Regions from separate parts of the Homo sapiens genome. Here region 1 is linked to region 2. A link is a loop called in an ENCODE intact Hi-C map of the cell type or tissue named here. Cell type or tissue: HepG2. All regions are shown on one strand. Each heading gives the region's core, and the rest is flanking DNA. Links, peaks and the distances in the headings are about the cores only.

What was found. Peaks named below come from ENCODE experiments on the same cell type or tissue, not always from the same donor. Only the 100,000 strongest peaks of a DNase experiment are listed, where the experiment ranks them.
Region 1: a loop joins it to region 2, with 6 times the contacts of the local background. A loop is called at or near these places in 5 of 110 quality-filtered maps.

What each region holds. Positions count from the first base shown.
Region 1 is chr11:66,898,174-66,906,173 of GRCh38, reverse strand. All of the region lies in intron 3 of PC (pyruvate carboxylase), which reads left to right. Among named protein-coding and RNA genes, the nearest start is that of MIR3163, 32 kb to the left of the region's middle. RefSeq lists an enhancer at 393-1,040. In HepG2, for the core only: no CTCF peak of the experiment used is centred there; a DNase peak (open chromatin) is centred at 3,983; H3K4me3 peaks cover 1,930 bases.
Region 2 is chr11:66,971,489-66,982,579 of GRCh38, reverse strand. It overlaps C11orf86 (chromosome 11 open reading frame 86), which reads right to left and starts at 7,276. Exons shown (of 2, transcript NM_001353554.2): 1 at 6,942-7,276; 2 at 5,571-6,403. The coding sequence starts at 7,217. The coding sequence ends at 6,329. RefSeq lists a silencer at 268-562 and an enhancer at 6,092-6,595. In HepG2, for the core only: a CTCF peak has its summit at 6,473 (motif pointing right); a DNase peak (open chromatin) is centred at 6,479.

The DNA of each region.
Region 1 (8,000 bases), core at 1-8,000, 75 kb after region 2:
AAACCTCCTGATTCATCTTCCGTTGCTTCCGTGTCAGCTTCTCACTGGGTCATTGTCTGCTTTGGTGCTGCCCTTCCCCACAACTTTGAGAGTTCATGTTACTGCAGGCTCCCCGCCCGCCCACCTCTGCCTGAAACTTCTCTTTTGGGCTCCTGTGCTGTGACATACTAGCAGTATTTGTTTGCCCCTCTTAAGACCATCCCTTCAGTTTCATTCCTGCCTCAGTTTCTCCTCCTCACATTTCTGCTGTTCCACCTCTGCTCCTGTGCTCTTCTCAGGAAAGCAGGTGAGTGGTGATGCCCTGGGCTAAGCTCGCCAGGGCCTGGGCAGCCCAGGCACCCGTGGTTCGGGTGGGGAGGGAGCATGCTGGTGGCCGGAGCTGGGCTTGTGGGCAGCAGCCCTCCCCACCTTGCTGAGGCCAAGCTCTTTCTCATGGCTTTGGCTGTCACTTCTATGCTGATCACCCCCAAATCATTGTGTCTATATTTCTCTATTGGTGCTTCTGACCTTCCAAAATCTGATCCCACCCTGGCAGTCAGACCTTATTTGATGTCAAGGATTATTAATTTGTAGCATGTATTACATCCCTAATATGGACCAGTTCACATGCATTCTCATATTTCATCCTCCCAATGAACATACAAAGTCAAATAATTATTCTTATTTTACAGAGTCTCAGACAACTTAGTTCCTCTAGGTAACCAGATTAATTAGCATTAGGGGGTTGTGATCAGGATTTGAACTGGCTCCACTGGCCCCTGACCCTGAACAGAGTCAGCTTGGAGTCCGCCCTTGGAGACGAGGACAGCCGGTCCTGTTTCTCCCTCTCACCCCAGTGCACTCACACAGCAGGCGTTGGCACCCTTGCTAAGGGCCAGGCCAAGCGTCTCCTCTGTGAGCCTTCACTTAGCTCTCCTAAGCTGCTCGGCCTGCCTCCTCTCCCTTTTCTCTAACAGCAGTGCCTTTGCACACACTATGTGTTTGTTATATGTTGGCTGTGCCAGTCTTGCCTCGTCAGCAGATAGTGATTTTCTTAAAGGCAGAGGCCATGTTTTATATGATCCTCCATCCCTCAAGTGTGTGTTACAGGCAGTTTGTTGCTCAGTAAACACTTGATACCTCTGATGAGGTGAAATCTAATCACAGTCCTTTGCATATGTATTGTGGTTTACAGTTTCTGAAACCGAAGAGCCAATTTGAAGTTTCCTGTAAAACAGATCCCTTAATTGTCAGCGCTCTGTGCTGAGAGGGATAAATCTGTTTTGTAGACGGACTAACAGGTCCAGAGGTAGAGTGAATTCCCCAAGGTCATATGATGGATGATAGCAAAGCCAGAACTTGAACCCAAGGTTTAACTCTTAATGCCGTTCCTCTTAATGCCGTTCCCTTCCCACAGAATCACAGCAGCCTGTGGTCCAGACTTGGCCAGGTGACCCCTGCCAGGCCTTCCATCCCACTTAGTCATACAGTTCCTTATTTGTATTTGTCCTTTCTCTTTCATTAGAACTCGTGTCTTTTTGTGTGTGTGTGTGTTTTGAGACAGGGTCTCGCTCTGTCACCCATGCTGGAGTGTGGTGGCACAATCACAGCTCACTGCAGCCTTGACCTCCCAGGCTCAGGTGATTCTCCCACCTCAGCCTCCTGAGTAGCTGGGACTACAGGCGCATGCCACCATGCAAGGCTAATTTTTGTATTTTTTTAGAGGCAGAGTTTCACCGTATTGCCCAGGCTGGTGTCAAACTCCTGGGCTCAAGTGATCTGCTTGCTTTGGCCTCCCAAAGTGCTGAGATTACAGACATGAGCCACCGCGCCCAGCCTTAGAATGCTTGTCTCTTGAGGGCAGGGACCCTGGCTGCTTTTCCCATTATCCTTCCAAAGCTCCAGCTCTGGGGCCATGAACCAGAAATCATTCCTTCAAGGATGTTGACACAGTGAGTCACCTGAGAAGGGGCAGGGTGCAGGAGGGGTGGGGCAGGAGATCAGGAACTGGTGTGGGACATTAGGGGTGGGAGATAGGCCAGAAAGCCCCATGCTCTGTGTAAAAGCTTCTGTCAAATGAAGATGTGCTTGTCCTACCTACCAGGCGAGGTTACTCTTAGTAGCAAGTGAGAGTGTCTGCTAAAGCGCCTTCTAAACTGCAGAGCACTAGCAATATTGTTGTTAAATATAATTATAGTCTGTAGCTGGGCATGGTGCTGGGTGTCTGTAATCCCAGCTACCCGGGAGGCTGAGGCAGGAGTATTGCTTGGGCCTAGGAGGCGGAGGTTGCAGTGAGCTGAGATCGTGCCGTTGTACTCCAGCCTGGGTGACGAAGTGAGACTCTGTCTCTAAATAAAAAAAAAAAAAATGTATATATGTGTGTGGGTGTGTGTGGGTGTGTGTATATATATATATATATATTTTTTTTTTTTTTTTTTTTTTCCTGAGATGGAGTCTCTCACTCTGTTGCCCAGGCTGGAGTGCAATGGCACCATCTTGGCTCACTGCAACCTCCGCCTCCCAGGTTGAAGTGATTCTCCTGCCTCAGCCTCCCCAGTAGCTGGGATTACAGGTGCCTGCCACCACGCCTGGCTAATTTTTTTTTTTTTGTATTTTTAGTAGAGACAGGGTTTCGCCAAGTTGGCCAGGCTGGTTTTGAACTCCTGACCTCAGGTGATCCACCTGCCTCGGCTTCCCAAAGTGCAAGGATTACAGGCGTGAGCCACCACGCCCAGCCAAAAAATATATTTTTTAAAATAATAATAATTATAGTCCGTAGGGATGAGCTCAACAACATGGTTGGATAGAATCATACTGGCCTTGTGAGTATTGAGGAGACAATCAGGATGGTGCCTCACCCAAGGCCTGGCACTCCAGCTATTATGAATTATTCTTGTTTTCATAATTATTATAAGACATGCCCTCTTCCTTCAGATTGGGGAAAGGAGTTGGCAGTGCTGAGAATGCATCGCTTCTGGATTGGGACTAAGAAGATGGGAAAGGCAGTCTGGCCCTAGGGCTTTCGTAGATCCACTCACCACCGCAGGTCCCCGACTCTGAATACCTCCTTCCTCCCAGTGGGGGTTTTCAGCAAGCTAATTTCTCACCCCTGAGGAGGAACTGTTATATTCGGATGAACACCCCCCTGCTAATGTGGAGCAGAAAAGTAAGGCCTGGCGAGTCAGCAGCTGCTCAGCAGGTGGATGGGCTGCGGTGGTGTAGCGGGTAGGCGCCTGACAGCCCGGCTTGCCGCAGCCGCTGTGCTTCCCTCCCATCCCTGGGGTGTGCATTTTAGGGTAAAGGCAAACTGGAAGCTCTTGCTATTTGCAGAACTCCAAAACAACAAAACAAAATGTCCACTCAGCTGGGGGTTGGCTGGGCAGCACCACTGTGATTACACAGTTAGCCTGGGGGAAGGGCTGTGGTCAGAGTTTGGGGGACACACAGGTGTGACTGTGATGTGATACAGCTGGAGGAGGAAGAGGAGGGTGTGATCACAGGCCCGGGAGTGGCCAGGGCAAGAGTGATGGTGGAGGAGAGTGGCTGAGGTTGGCAGGCAGGGAGGAGAGATTGGTAACTACTAATCACTAGCATGATCAGTCTTGACAATCTATCTACAAGGGACTCCCAGGTGGCAGGGCAGGACCTGAGGCACAGCTCGGCATGACGGGCAGACAGGGGTCTACGTGGCTTTGAGCTCTGAGACCATAGGCAAGCTGTTCATCTGGGTGTCTTTCCATGCTTACAATAATATTCCCCTTACAAGCCCTCTGATGATTGAGATCATAGAAATCACTCAGTGCAGTGGCTGGCACTCAGTAGCAGCTCACACAAATGATCAGCAATTCCGACACTTGCTATGTGGCCATCACAGTAAAATCAGCAATAGTGGATGCCCAGAGCTGCATCTCCGGGAAGCCTCTGAGCCAGTCAGTGTTTGTGCTCAAACTCCAAAGCATAGGATGAAAGGTCAGATCATGGGGCTATGAAGATATGTTCTCCTAGGAGTCACGAATAGGGAGAGAAAACAGCAGCAAACACAGTCAAGGCCATGTCCTGCCTGGGTTGCTGTTTACTTTCCTCTTCCAGGAACTGAAGCTGTTTCCCATTGGATTTCTTTACTATCGCCTTGGCTCATGGACTGGGTACTTTGGTAATCAGTTCGCCCAGAGAACCAGGCTTTCACATTGACCTAGGTTCCACAGTGACTTCCTCCACGGGATGTCGGGGTGTGTCATCTAGCAGAATAGCAGTCAAGACTACCCAGGAATGGTTGAGGGTTGCACACTATTTTTAATAAATTGAATTAAATAGCCAAGAAAAGTCAGACACCCAACAAGGGAAGTTGAGGCACCAAGCGACAGTGGAAAGTCATTACTACCACTAGGCTTGAAGGGGTCAGGAGAAGAAATAGCATTTCCTGGCTGGGCGTGGTGGCTCACGCCTGTAATCCTAGCACTTTGGGAGGCTGAGGCGGGCGGATCACCTGAAGTCAAGAGTTCAAGACCAGCCTGGCCAACATGGCAAAACCCCATCTCTACTAAAAATACAAAAAAATTAGCCAGGCATGGTGGCAGGTGCCTGTAATCCCAGCTACTCCAGAGGCTGAAGCAGAAGAATTGGTTAAACCCAGGGAGGTGGAGGTTGCAGTGAGCCAAGATCGCGCCATTGTACTGCAGCCTGGGTGACAGAGCGGGACTCTGTCTCCAAAAAAAAATAAATAAATAGCCTTTCCTGCAAACACCAGTGAGGGCTGAATAGTGGACACTGGGATGCCAGCAGGAACTGTCATAGCGACAAGACACAGCCTGGGTCAGGATGGTGGCATCAAAGCTGGTAGAGAGTGAGGAAGGCACACCCCACGTTCTCTCTCCACCGCCTCCTACCTACCCTTGTCTCCCGCCTGTGCCTCTGTCTCATCGGCTGGACCTACAGGAAACCAGCCAGGAAGGGAGCCCAGGTGCCTCCACCCAGAGGGCTCAGCCCCGCTGGGTCCAGAGAAGGGCATACAGGGAGGCCGCCAACCAGGTAGCCTTTCCCCAAAAGGCAAAGCTGTGGAGGAGGCATCCACTCAGCAGGTGTGGAAAGCAGGGGGGATGAGAGCTCTGGCATCCTAGGGTCTGAGCGGCTGCTGCTGCTACTTTTTGGGAAGGGGCTGCCAAATCAAAACTAGTTACTAGTTCAAAATTTGATCATAAAGGGCAATTAGGAAAGATAAGGAAATAAAGAACATCCAGATTGGAAAGGAAGAGGTAAAAGTATTTTTATTTTCAGTTGACATGATCTTGTATAGAAAAACCTAGGGAACTCATTAAAAATCTATTTGAATTAAATGAGTTCAGCAAGGTTGCAGGACATAAGATCAGTATGCCAAAATCAATTGTATTTCAGTAGCAGTGGGCAAATTGAAAATGAAGAAAACAATTCCATTTAAGATAGCATCAAAATAAAATATTTGGGAATAAATTTAATAAAAGTGCAAGACTTATACTCTGAAAACTATGAAACATTGTTGAAAACAATTAAAGAAGACCCAAATAAATGGAAAGATACCCCATGATCATGGATCAGAGACTTAATATTGTTAAGATGGCAATACTTCCTGAATTGATCTGCAATCCCTATCACAATCCAAGATGCCTTCATTAGCGGAAATTGACAAGATGATCCTAAAATTCACAGAGAAATGTAAGGGAACCAGAACAACCAAAAGAATCTTAAGAAAGAAGAACAGGCTGGGTGCAGTGGCTCGCACCTGTAATCCCAGCACTTTGGGAGGCCAAGGCGGGCGGATCATGAGGTCAGGAGATCAAGACCATCCTGGCTAACATCTCTACTAAAAATACAAAAAAATTAGTCGGGCGTGGTGGTGGGCGCCTGTAGTCCCAGCTAGTTGGGAGGCTGGAGAATGACGTGAACCCGGGAGTCAGAGCTTGCAGTGAGCCGAGATCGTGCCACTGCACTCCAGCCTGGGCAACAGAGCAAGACTCCGTCTCAAAAAAAAAAAAAAAAAAAACAACGTTGGAGGACTCACACTTCCTGATTTCAGAATTTAACTGCAGTGTGGTACTGGTGTAAGGATAGACATATAGATATATAGATCAATGGAATAGAACTGAGAGCCCAGAATAAACCCTCACATTAACAGTTAATTGATTTTCAGTAAGAGCGCCAAGACAATTTAATGGGGGAAAGAATAGTCTTTTCAACAAGTGGCGCTAAAACAACTGTATATCTGCATGCACAGGAATGAACTGGACCCCACCTCATACCATATACAAAAATTAATTCAAAATGGACCAAAGACCTAAATGTAAGAAGAGCTATAAGGAGAAAAATAAGTGTAATTCTTTGTGACCTTAGGTTAGGCAATGATTTTTTAGATACGACGCCAAAGCACAAGCAATAAAAGAAAATGAACTGTACGTCATCAGAATCAACCTTTGTACATCAAAGAACACTATCAAGAAAGGGAAAAGACAACCCACAAAGTGGGAGAACATTTTGGAAATCATCTATGTAACAAGGAACTTGTATCTAGACTACCTCAAGAACTCTTGGCTGGGTACGGTGGCTCACATGGGAGGATGGCTTGAGGTTGGGAGTTCAAGACCAGCCTGGGCAATGTCATAAGACCCTGTCTCTGCAAAAAGTAAAAAGGAAAAAAAAACTAGCTACTTGGGAGGCTGAAGCAGGAGGATGGCTTCAGGAGCCCAGGAGTTTGAGGCTGCAGTGAACTATGGTCGTGCCACTGCCCTCCAGCCTGGGCGACAGAGTGAGACTCTGTCAAGTAAAATCAATAATATTATGGGACCACCATCGTATATGCATTTCATCATTGACTGCAACATCGTGTGGCACATACCTGTAGTCATATGATGGGATATTATTTAGCCATACAAAGAAGTGAAGTACTGGCACACACCACAACACGGATGAACCTTGAGAGCAATATGCTAAGTGAAAGAAGCCAGACCCAAAACCCACATAATTTATGATTCTGTTGATATGAAATGTCCAGAATTGGCTGGGCACGGTGGCTCACCCCTGTAATCCCAGCACTTTGGGAGGCCAAGGCAGGTGGATCACTTGAGGTCGGGAGTTCAAGACCAGCCTGACCAATATGGAGAAACCCCGTCTCTACTAAAAATACAAAATTAGCCGGGCATGGTGGCGCATGCCTGTAATCCCAGCTACTCAGGAGGCTGAGGCAGGAGAATCGCTTGAACCCGGGAGGCAGAGGTTGTGGTGAGCCAAGATCGTTGCCATAGCACTCCAGCCCGGGCAACAAGAGCGAAACTCCATCTTAAAAAAGAAAAGAAAAGAAATGTCCAGAATAGGCAAATCCATAGAGACTGAGAGTAGATGAGTGGTTGCCAAGGGCTGAGGGAGCTAAGGGGGTTGGAGCATGACAGCTAGGGGATAGGAAATGTTCTAAAAGCGGATTATGGCGGTAGATGCACATATCTGTGAATATATTTAAAAAGCCATTGAATTGCACTTTATTTGTTTCTTGAGACAGAGTCTTGCTCTGTCGCCCAGGCTGGAATGCAGTGGCGCAATCTCGGCTTACTGCGACCTCCACCTCCTGGGTTCAAGCGATTCTCCTGTCTCAGCCTCCTAAGTATCTGGGATTACAGGTGCCTGCCACCACGCCCAGCGAATTTTTGTATTTTTAGTAGAGATGGGGTTTTGCCATGTTGGCCAGGCTGGTCTTAAACTCCTGACTTCAAGTGATCTGCCCACCTCAGCCTTCCAAAGTGCTGGGATTATAGGTGTGAGCCACTACACCCGGCCATTGAATTGCACTTTATGTGTCTCATCTATATGGTATGTGAATTGTATCTCAGTAAAGCTGTTAAAAAACAAAACCCTGGCCCTGAAGGGCAGCGCAGTCGGCTAAAAGACTGTGATTTAATGAGGAAACTTTCCCACCGGGCTGTGACCGCTGGCCCTGGCTCCCTTTGGCCGGGTGGAGGTGCTGTCTGCCACTGAGGGCCCTCAGCTGCTTTTTCAGGATC
Region 2 (11,091 bases), core at 1,707-9,706:
AAAAAAAAGAATGGATCTCCATTTCTTCACCTGTAGAATGAGGACAATGATGCCAGCCCTGTGTGGCTGCCACGAGGATGATTAGATCATAAGGATACTTCCTCTGTTCTGGGCAGTGCTAAGGACCTTACATTCATGAGAGCCCCTCAGTGACCCTAGGAGCTGAGTGCCGTTATTAGCTGCATTTTACAAATGAGGAAACCGAGGCAGAGAAGATAAGTGACTTGCTCAGGGTTATAAACCACCAAGTGGTAGAGTCAAGATTCAAACCCAGGTAGTCTGGCCCCAGCACCAGCGCGGTTAGCCACTGAATCCTATTGTCTCTCCAGATGGCCCTGGCTGAGTGCCCAGAAGAAGGCGTGGACCCCGTGAGTGATTCAGAAACGCTATTTTCCTTCTTCCTGTCTTCCTCTGTTTAAAAATTCTTCAGGGACTATTATTGACAGAAGAGCGGTCACCCAATTTAGAAACTCTGTGGCCACCCTTCTGGCCTCCAGCCTGGGGACAAGTTTTCTTTCTTTTTTGCCTTTTTCCCCTGCTTTTCCAAGTTACTGGTAAAGAGACAAGTTTTTTTTCCTTTCATTAATTTTTTTTTTTTTTTTTTTTTTTTGTGAGACAGAGTCTTGCTCTGTTGCCCAGGCTGGAGTGCAGTGGGGAGATCTCGGCTCACTGCATCCTCCATCTCCCGGGTTCAAGCGATTCTCCTGCCTCAGCCTTCCGAGTAGCTGGGATTACAGGTGCTCGCCACCACACCTGGCTAATTTTTTTATTTGTTTAGTAGAGACTGGGTTTCACCATGTTGGCCAGGCTGATCTCGAACTCCTGACCTCAAGTGATCTGCCTGCTTTCTCATCCCAAAGTTCTGGGATTACAGGTGTGAGCCACTGCACCTGGCTGAGACAAGTTTTCTAATGGACCTCAGAGCCTGTTGTAAAGGTTTTACCCAGCCGTGGCAACCAGTCTGCAGCACCGCGTAACTTTATTCCTTCCAGGAAGGTTATAATCAAATGCCTTGATCCTCTCTTGGCATTGTCCTCAAGCTACTGTGCCCCAGCTGAGAGCTACCCTGCCACCAGTGTCACGGGAAGGAGGTGTGTGTGTTGCCTATTACACATATCAAACTACCCCCCTCTACTGGGTTGAATTTTGTCTCCGCAAAATTCATGCATACCTGGAACCTGTGAATATGACCTTATTTGGAAACCGGGTCTTTGCAGATATAATCAAGTTAAGGTCATACTGGAGTAGAGTGGCCCCTAAACCCAATACAACAGTTGTCCTTACAAGAAGAGAGAAATTAGCTGGGCGCGGTGGCTCATGCCTATAATCCTAGCACTTTGGGAGGCTGAGGTGGGCGGATCATGAGGTCAAGAGATTGAGACCATCCTGGCCAACTCAGTGAAACCCCCTCTCTACTAAAAATACAAAAATTAGCTGGGTGTGGTGGTGCGCACCTGTATTCCCAGCTACTCTGGAGGCTGAGACAGGAGAATCGCTTGAGCCCAGGAGACGGAGGTTGTAGTGAGCCAAGATCGCACCACTACACTCCAGCCTGGCAACAGAGAGAGACTCCATCTCAAAAAAAAAAAAAGAGAGAAAGTTTGGCCAGGTGCAGTGGTTCATGCCTGTAAACCCAGCACTTTGGGAGGCTAAGATGGGAGGATTGCTTGAGAACAGAAGTTCAACACCAGCCTGGGCAACATGGCAAAACCCCACCTCTACAAAAAATACAAAAATTAGCCAGGTGGTAGTCCCAGCTACTTGGGGGGCTGAGGCAAGAGAATTGCTTGAACCTGGGGGGCTGAGGCTGCAGTGAGCCAAGACCGTGCCACTGCACTCTAGCCTGCGTGACAAAGTGAGACCTTGTCTCAAAAAAAAAAAAAAAATGCTGAGCGCAGTGGCTCAGCTTGTAATCCCAGCACTTTGGGAGGCCAAGGCAGGTAGATCACCTGAGGTCAAGAGTTTGAGACCAGCCTGGCCAACATGGTAAAACCCCATCTCTATTAAAAATACACATACACAAAAAAATTAGCTGAGCATGGTGGCGGGTGCCTGTAATTCCACCTACTCAAGAGGCTGAGGCAGGAGAATCCTTTGAACCCAGGAGGCAGAGGTTGCTGTGAGCTGAGATGGCACCACTGTACTCCAGCCTGGGTGACAGAGTGAGACTCCATCTCAAAAAATATATAAAAATAAAAATTAAAATAAAAAAATTAGCCAGGTGGCCAGGCGTGGTGGCTCACGCCTGTAATCCCAGCACTTTGGGAGGCCGAGGCGGGCAGATCATGAGGTCAGGAGATTGAGACCATCCTGGCTAACACGGTGAAACCCCATCTCTACTAAAAATACAAAAAATTAGCCGGGCATGGTGGCAGGCACCTGTAGTCCCAGCTACTCGGGAGGCTGAGGCAGGAGAATAGTGTGAACCCAGGAGGCGGAGCTTTCAGTGAGCCGAGATCATGCCACTGCACTCCAGCCTGGGCGGCAGAGGGAGACTCCGTGTCAAAAAAAGAAAAAAAGAAAAATCAGCCAGGCATGGTGGCACATGCTCGTAGTCCTAACTACTCAGGAGGCTGAGGTGTGAGGATCCCTTGAGCCCAGTAGTTCAAAGTTACACTTGAGCTATGGTCATGCTACTGCACTCCAGTCTGGGCGACAGAGAAAGATGCTTTGTGTAAAAAAAAAAATAAGAAGAGGGAAATTTGGTCACAGACACACAAGGAGAATGCCATGTGATGATGGAGGCATAGATTGGAATGATGCTTCCGAAAGCCAAGGAATACCAAGGATTGCCAGCAACCACAGGAAGCTAGGAAGAGGCAGGAAGAATTCTTCCCTAGAACCTTCAGAAGTAGTGCAGCACTGCCAACAACTTGATTTTGGACTTGTGAACTCCAGAAGTATTAGAGAACAAATTTCTGTTGTTTTAAGCCACCCAGTTTGTGATAATTTGTTTTGGCAGTCCTAGGAATGTAACACACCCTAAACCTAGAGGTGTAAAGCAAAAAGGGTTTCTTAGATCTCAATTCCATGGGTTGGCTGGGCTCAGTTGGGTGGTTCTTCTGCTCCATGTGGTGTCAGCTGGGGTGAGCCAGGCTGCAGTCAGCTAGGAGCTGGGCTGGGGGCTCACTTACATGACAGGCAGTTGGTTCTGGCTGTTGGCTGGGGTACCTTGGTTCTCTTCCATGTGGCCCTTGACCTCCACATGGCCTTCCTATCAGGATGGCCCAGAGTTCTTTTTTTTCAATCTTTTTTTTTTTTTTTTTTTTTGAGATGAAGTTTTGCTCTTGTAGCCAGGCTGGAGTGCAATGGCACGATCTTGGCTCACTGCCACCTCCGCCTCCCAGGTTCAAGTGATTCTCCTGCCTCAGCCTCCCGAGTAGCTGGGATTACAGGCTTGCGCCACCATGTGCGGCTAATTTTTGTATTTTTAGTAGAGATGGGGTTTCACCATGTGGGCCAGGCTAGCCTCAAACTCCTGACCTCAGGCGATCCACCTGCTGGGATTACAGGTGTGAGCCACCGTGCCTGGCAGGATGGCCCAGAGTTCTTTATACGGCATCTGGCTTCTAGAGGTAGAAACAGAGGACAGCGAAAACAGAAGCTGCAAGGCCTATTGAGGCCTAGGTGGCAAAGTCCCAGAACATTATTTCCAATGCATTCTATTGGCCAAAGCAGGTCACACGGCCCATCTAGAGTCAAGGAAAGGGAAAATATATCCCACTTTTTTTTTTTAAGAGATGGGATCTTGCTGTCTAGTCCAGACTGTAGTACAGTGGCACAATCACATCTCACTGCATCCCGGAACTCCTGGGCTCCAGAGATCCTCCTACCTTGGCCCCCCATAGACTCCACTCTAGATGAGAGGTGTGACAAGACAATGCATGGGGGAGATGTGATGGGAGAGACGGTTATGGACATCTTTGGAAGCAACCTACCTACCAGAGTGTGTGAATGTTTGGGGGAGGCCTCAGCCAAGGACCCCAGAGATGTGGTCCCTGTTGATGGGGTTGCTGACAAGGCTAGAATTCCTCTGTCTGAACAGGACCCCCCCAAACCCATGAGACTCAGGCTCAGTTCAGCCATCAACTCACTGGGTGACCTTGGGCCAGTCCCTCATTCACTGAATGATAATTCATTAAACACCTACTATGTGCCAGGCCCAGAGCTAGGCACTGGGGTCCTGGTAGTGAACAGACCAGGTTTCCGTGGAACTTTCAGTGTAATGGAAGAAAAAAGCCAGGCACTGTGGGTCATGTCTGTAATCCCAGCACTTTGTGAGGCCAAGGAGGGCGGATCACCTGAGGTCAGGAGTTTGAGACCAGCTTGGCCAACATGATGAAACCCCATTTCTACTAAAAATAGAAAAATTAGCCAGGAGTGATGGCAGGCGCCTGTAATCCCAGCTACTTGGATGAAGCAGGAGAATACAGGCTGAGGCAGGAGAATTGCTTGAACCCGGGAGGCGGACGTTGCAGTGAGCCAAGATCATGCCACTGCACTCCAATCTGGGTGACAGAGCAAGACTCCATCTCAAAAAAAAGCACATAACTAGACAAAAAAAAAAAAAAAAAAGAGAGAGAAAGAGAAAGAAAGAAAAAGAAAGAAAGAAAGGAAAATAAAAAAGCACATAACTAGACTAACTGGTCAGTGTGACAATTAGAACTGCTGGGAGTTGGGCTAGAGATTCTCTGAGGATAAAGAGGCTGGGACAAACTTGGAGGGCAGCGTCCTGGAGGATGAGAAGTCCTGCCCCATTCTGGGCGCCATTTTCCTCCTCCAGACATTGAGGAGGAACATTGAGAGGTCCTCCTCCAGACACTGAGAGGTGGGTCAGAGCTGTGAATTTCAATTCTGTTCCCTGGAGTCCTGGGGTTCCCCAGAGGCACCTCAGGTACTACTGCAGAAGAAGCTGAGAAGGGTATCTGAAGCATAAGACCGGCCGGGCTCAAGGCTTCTGGTGGGCTCCTACCATCTAGCTTCCCAGCCAGGCACCCTAGGCTTCCTGGAAGAAAATTTTCCCAGCTCCCCCCTTGTTTCTGAATGGCCCTGATGGGGCCTGGTCTCTGGGGAAACGGAAGCCTCCCCTCTGTCCACTGGACAACACCCCCCGGAACAGATCCTGGACCAGGATACTTAGCTGCTCCCTCACCTTTGTCCTTGGGCCTGCTTGAGCCTGGAGAGCCCCAGGGGCCCTGCAAAAAGTGCCAGTGTCTCTCGAAGAGCTCAGGCTTTTTGGGGTCAGACCCTCTCCTTCTGTGTGGCCCTTGCCTCTCTAAGCCTCAGAAGGAGCCCCACCTCAGTGGGGTGGGCACAGAGGCAGGACACTGAGAGCCAGGTCCTCTGAAGCTGGCCTTGAGGTCAGCACAGGGTGGGCACAATCCCTCTGGGGAGAAAGGTCCAGAGAAGTGGCAGGAAAGGCCCAGCCTGGTGGGGGATCCAGCCCGCCCCGGGCCCTGGTGCCCCTGCCCAAGCATTCTGGGATGCTTTGGGCTTAGCCTGCCTCACAGGGGTCAGCAGGGGTGGGGGGGTGGGGGTCTGAGCCAGCGAGTTAGTCACCAGGCAAATCGTTGACTTTTTCTCAGCATCTTTATTACTGTGTTCGACTCCAGTGCTGGACACTGGATGGGGTGGGGTGGGGTCGGAGATGTCAAAACCAAGAAATCCCTTCCCCACTCTGGGCCTCAGTTTCCCCCTCTGTCACACAGGGAGGAAGACTTCCTCTGCTTCCTTCATCAGGACACCGTGAGGTTCAAAGGTTTTCAGCACAGAGTGCTCAGCCAGGAGGGCCACCCAGCTGTGGTCCTTGCCCCAGAGGGCTCACCATCTGGGAGGGAGACCTGCGCCCTGGCCCACCATCAGCAACTGACAAGAAGGGCAGTTGGGTCATGGCCCAGTGACCAGGCAACGTCCGTGAGCCTCTCGGCCATGGGTCTGGCTTCATCAAGCTCCGTCCTGGAAGTTGACAGCTGGTCGTGTGGGGCAGGAGCGTCCACAGCCCCCATTCCGGGCAGGCTTCTTCTAAACCTTCATAGAATCATAGTCCAAGGCCCCTACCCAAGCCCAGAGGGCAGACAGCTGAGCCCCCTTCTTTTTGACCCTGCTGGGATCTTCAAAGAGAGCTAGTGCTGGAGTGGAAGGGCCAGAGCTAAGAGTGGCAGCCACGTGGCGACTCCAGTGAGCTGGTGGCAGAAGCCTCCTAGGGCCACCCAGCCAAAGTCCAGAGAGCTGTGAAGAGGTAGGTCAGCAGACACGGTGGGCTGGTCCAGGCACAGCAAGGGGGCCACGATGGCTTCCAGCATCTTTAGCTGATGGTGCCCAGTGTGGGCTACGGGGAGGCCGGCTGACTCAGAGTCACGCTGGGGAAGATGGCGACAAAGCTCTCCCACCTTCTTCTTACCTGCTGGAAGACAGAGGTGGGGGAGGTCCCATGGGCTGAGTGGTGGGCTTAGATGTTGTTCCACCCATAGCCACGAGGTGGGGGTAGACCCCAGGTAGAGAAGCACTGCTCATTGGAGACCCTGTCTCTTAGAGGAGGGAGCCTGCAGCCCCCCACAAAGGGGTCCAGATCTCCCCTTTTTCTCTGGGGTGAGAGGGTCACACAGTGTACTTCCCAGGAAGTTGCACTGGCTGATCTCCTTGCCTCCTGCTCTATTCCCCCATCCAGCATACTATCAATCAGCTAAAAACAGCGCTTACCATATCACCCTCCTCCTCTAAAACCTTCAGTGGCTCCCCAGTGCCTGTGGGATAAATCCCAAATGCCTTCAGGGCCCTCTGAAACGTGGCTCTGGGGTGTCTCTCTCTGCACCCTCATCTCCAGGCAGCTCGGTTGTCATCTTGGTACACAGCCTGGGCTGGCTCTGTCTCTGAACCTTTCCTGCCCTGGAATCCCTGCCCACCTGCTGTGGTACCCTCCATCCTTCAGCCCACAGCCATACCTGTTGGTACCGCCTCAGCCACCACCGGCTGCCTCTTCGCTGGGCTTGGATCAGCTGCTCTGTGTCCCCCAGGCTCCCCGGCACCCGCTCCTGGGCAGTGGCATCTGGCCCTTCTGTGCCTCTCTCGAGGCCCTGGGACCTGGACTTCTCTTGCCCCTGTCTGAGGCTTAGCGCCCTGCGGAGTTGGCCCTCCTGGGGCCTCCCCCAGGGCTCCTGCAGCTTTCCATAGGAGGGTCGGGGCTCTCGCAAGGACTGACTTCGCAGCCCTGTTCCCATGGCTCCGGAGGCTGCAGGCACAGGACTGCTCCGGCCCCTCAGCAAGACACTGGCCCTCTGAGGTGGCCCAGTGCCTCCACCCATCTGACAAGAGATCACTGGGGGCAAAGGTTGGTGCTGCCAAGGTGGCTTTCATAAATCAAAGGGCAGGCCACAGGGCCAAGCATCCCTGAGTCACCTCACCACTGCCTCCCCACCTTCTGGGTCAAGGAGTGAAGGCCAAGGGGAGGAAATTGCCACTCCCTCCTTCACCTATCCTTCCCCCCTCCCCCTCCCCTCCCCCTCCCCTCCTCTCCCCCCTCCCTCCTCCCCCATCCTCCCCCCTCCTTCTCCCCTCCCCTCCCCCTTCCTTCCCCTCCCCTCTCCCTCCCCCCTCCTCCTTCTCCTCCTTCTCCTCTAGGCAGCTTCCCTGACTACCTCATCCCTGAAGAGTTTGTTCTCCTCTGAATCTCTATGGCCCCGGCATCCATTGACACTGAGCACCATGGCTTAACAACCAAACAGAGACAGCCTTTTAAGAATTGGGCCAGGCCCGGTGGCTCACGCCTGTAATCCTAGCACTTTGAGAGGCCGAGGCAGGCAGATTGCCTGAGATCAGGAGTTCCAGACCAGCCTTGCCAACATGGTAAAACCCCGTCTCTACTAAAAATACAAAAAATTAGCTGGGCATGGTGGCGGGCGCCTGTAATCCCAGCTACTCAGGAGGCTGAGGCAGGAGAATCACTTGAACCCAGAAGGCGGAGGTTGCAGTGAGCCGAGATTGTGCCACTGCACCCAACCTGGGTGACAGAGCAAGACTGCGTCTCAAAAAGAAATATATTTTTCAAAAAAGCATCAGTATGGCTCCAAGCTAGAACAATCACATTCACAAAGACAGCAAGGAGGATGGCCGTTGCCAGGCACTGGGGGAGGGAGGAATGAAGAATTTAATGGCTGTAAATTTTCAGATTTCATAAGATGAAGAGTTCCAGAGATTGGTTGCACAACAATGGTTGAAATGGTAAACTTTATGGTATATGTGTTATACAATACTGGAGAATTTCTTTTTTTTTTTTTTTTTTTTTAAGAAACAGAAGGAAACAGGACGGCTCCAGGCTAGGAGTCAGGAGGCCTGGATTTTTTCCAGGCCCAGCGCTGCCCCTAATGTCCCAGCAGCACAGCACTATCCTTGAGCACTCAAGCTCTGAGGACCAACTGCCTCTGGGTAAACTGTAGCTTCATTCCTTGCAGCCTTGTGACCTTGGGCACATTTTTCTCCTTCATTCGTAAGAGGGACAAATAACTTGGGTAATTGTTGTGCGTATTAAATGTGGTCCACAGGGCTTGGCACACAGCAAGCCCTCGAACAAAGTGAGTTGGTGGTTGTATTTGTCCGTTCTCCTGCTGCTATAAAGAAAGACCTGAGGCTGGGAGCAGTGGCTCATGCCTGTAATCCTAGCACTTTGGGAGGCTGAGGCGGGTAGATCACTTGAGGTCAGAAGTTCAAGACCAGCCTGGCCAATATGGTGAAACCCCTTCTCTACTAAAAATACAAAAATTAGGCCAGGTTGCAGTGGCTCACAACTGTAATCCCAGCACTTTGGGAGGCTGAGGCAGGTGGATCACAAGGTCAGGAGTTTGAGACCAGCCTGGCCAACATGGTGAAACCCCGTCTCTACTGAAAAAATACAAAGATTAGGCAGGCATGGTGGCGTGTGCCTGTAATCCCAGCTACTCGGGAGGCTGAGGCAGGAGAATTGCTTGAACCCAGGAGGCAGAGGTTGCAGTGAGCCGAGATCGTGCCACTGCACTCCAGCCTGGGCAACAGAGCAAGACTCCGTCTCAAAACAAAACAAAACAAAACAAAAAATTATCCAGGTGTAGTGGTGGGCAACTGTAATCCCAGCTACTCGGGAGGCTGAGGCAGGAGAATCGCTTGAACCCAGGAGGCGGAGGTTGTAGTGAGCTAAGATTGCGCCACTGCACCCCAGCCTGGGCAACAGAGAGAGAATCTGTCTCAAAAAATAATAATAATAAAAATAAGAAATACCTGAGACTGGGTAATTTATAAAGACAAAAAGTTTAATTGGCTCATGGTTCTGCAGGCTGTACAGGAAGCATAGCAGCTTCTGCTGCTGGGGAGGCCTCAGGAAGCTTCCAACCGTGGTGGAAGGCAAAGCGGGGATGAGGCATCTTACATGATAGGAGCAGGAGAAAGAGAGAGCGTGGCGGGAGGTGCTGTACACTTTTTTTTGAGACAGAGTCTCAGTCTGTCGCCCAGGCTGGAGTGCAGTGGCGCGATCTTGGTTCACTGCAACCTCCGCCTCCCGGGTTCAAGTGATTCTCGTGCCTCAGCCTCCTGAGTAGCTGGGACTATAGGTGCCTGCCACCACGCCCAGTTAATTTTTTGTATTTTTGGTGGAGACAGGATCTTGCTATATTTCCCAGTCTGGCCTTGAACTCCTGGGCTCAAGTGATCTGCCCACCTCAGTCTCCCAAAGTGTTTGGAATAAAGGCGTGAGCCACTGTGCTCAGCCTACACACTTTGAAACAACCAGATCTCACAAGAACTCACTATCATGAAAACAGCACCAAGGGGATGGGGCTAAACCATTCACGAGAATCCACCCCCATGAGCCAACCACCTCTAACGCTAGGGACTACAATTCAACATGAAGTTTGGTGCGGACACAAATCCAAACCATATCAGTGGTATTCACTGCCGTGGGCAGATCCTTTCAGTCTCATCTGTAAAATGGGTTGTTTCTTTTTAAATTTTTTTTTGAGATGGAGTCTCTCTCTGGCGCCCAGACTGGAGTGCAGTGGCGCGATCTTGGCTCACTGCAACCTCTGCCTCCCGGGTTCAAGCGATTCTCCTGCCTCAGCCTCCCGAGTAGCTGGGATTACAGGCACATGCCACCATGCCTGGCTAATTTTTGTATTTTTAGTAGAGATGGGGTTTCACATTGGCCTGGCTGGTCTCAAACTCCTGGCCTCATGATCCACCTACCTCGGTCTCCCAAAGTGCCAGGATCACAAGCATGAGCCACCGCACCCAGCCTGTAAAATGGGTTGTTTCAAAAATAAGATGAAATCATGAGTGTGGATGCTTCTAAAGGTGAGACTACTGGCAGCAACTCTTTCCCCCAAGACAGGAGGAAGAGAAAGAAGCTTGGGGCTGGGCCAGCAGATTCCTCAGAATGGTTGTTTTGTTTTTTGAAACAGGGTCTCACTCTGTTGCTCAGGCTGTAGGGCAGTGGCACAATTTCAGCTCAATGCAACCTTGACCACCTGGGCTCAAGTGATCCTCCCACCTCAGCCTCCTGAGTAGCTGGGACTACGGGTATGTGCCACCACGCCTGGCTAATTTTTGTATTTTTTGTAGAGATGGAGTTTCATCATGTTACTCAGGCTGGTTTTGAACTCCTGAGCTCAAGCAATCTGCCCACCTCAGCCTCCCAAAGTGTGCCACCACGCCTGGCCTCAGAATGGTAGAATTTGAGTGCTGAAGGGACCTCATACATCTGTTCCATGCTCCTTTTTGTTTTATTTTTATTATGTATTTCTTTGTTTATTTTAGAGAGAAGGTTTCTCTATGTTTCCCAGGCTGGTCACAAACTCCTGGTCTCAAGTGATCCTCCTGTCACAGCCTCCTGACTAGCTGGGATTACAGGCATGAGCCATCACACCCAGCTCCTTTTTGTTTTAACCACTGTTTTGAGTCAACCCCTTCACAGATTTCATTTAAACCTCATGATAGTCCTATGATGTGGGGATTGTCATCTCATTTTATAGATCAGAAAACTGAGGATCAGGGAGATTAAGCACCTGGCTGGAGAGCATGCCCACTAAGTGGCAGAGCTGGTCGGCCACCCTGGTCAGCCGGGCTTTAAAA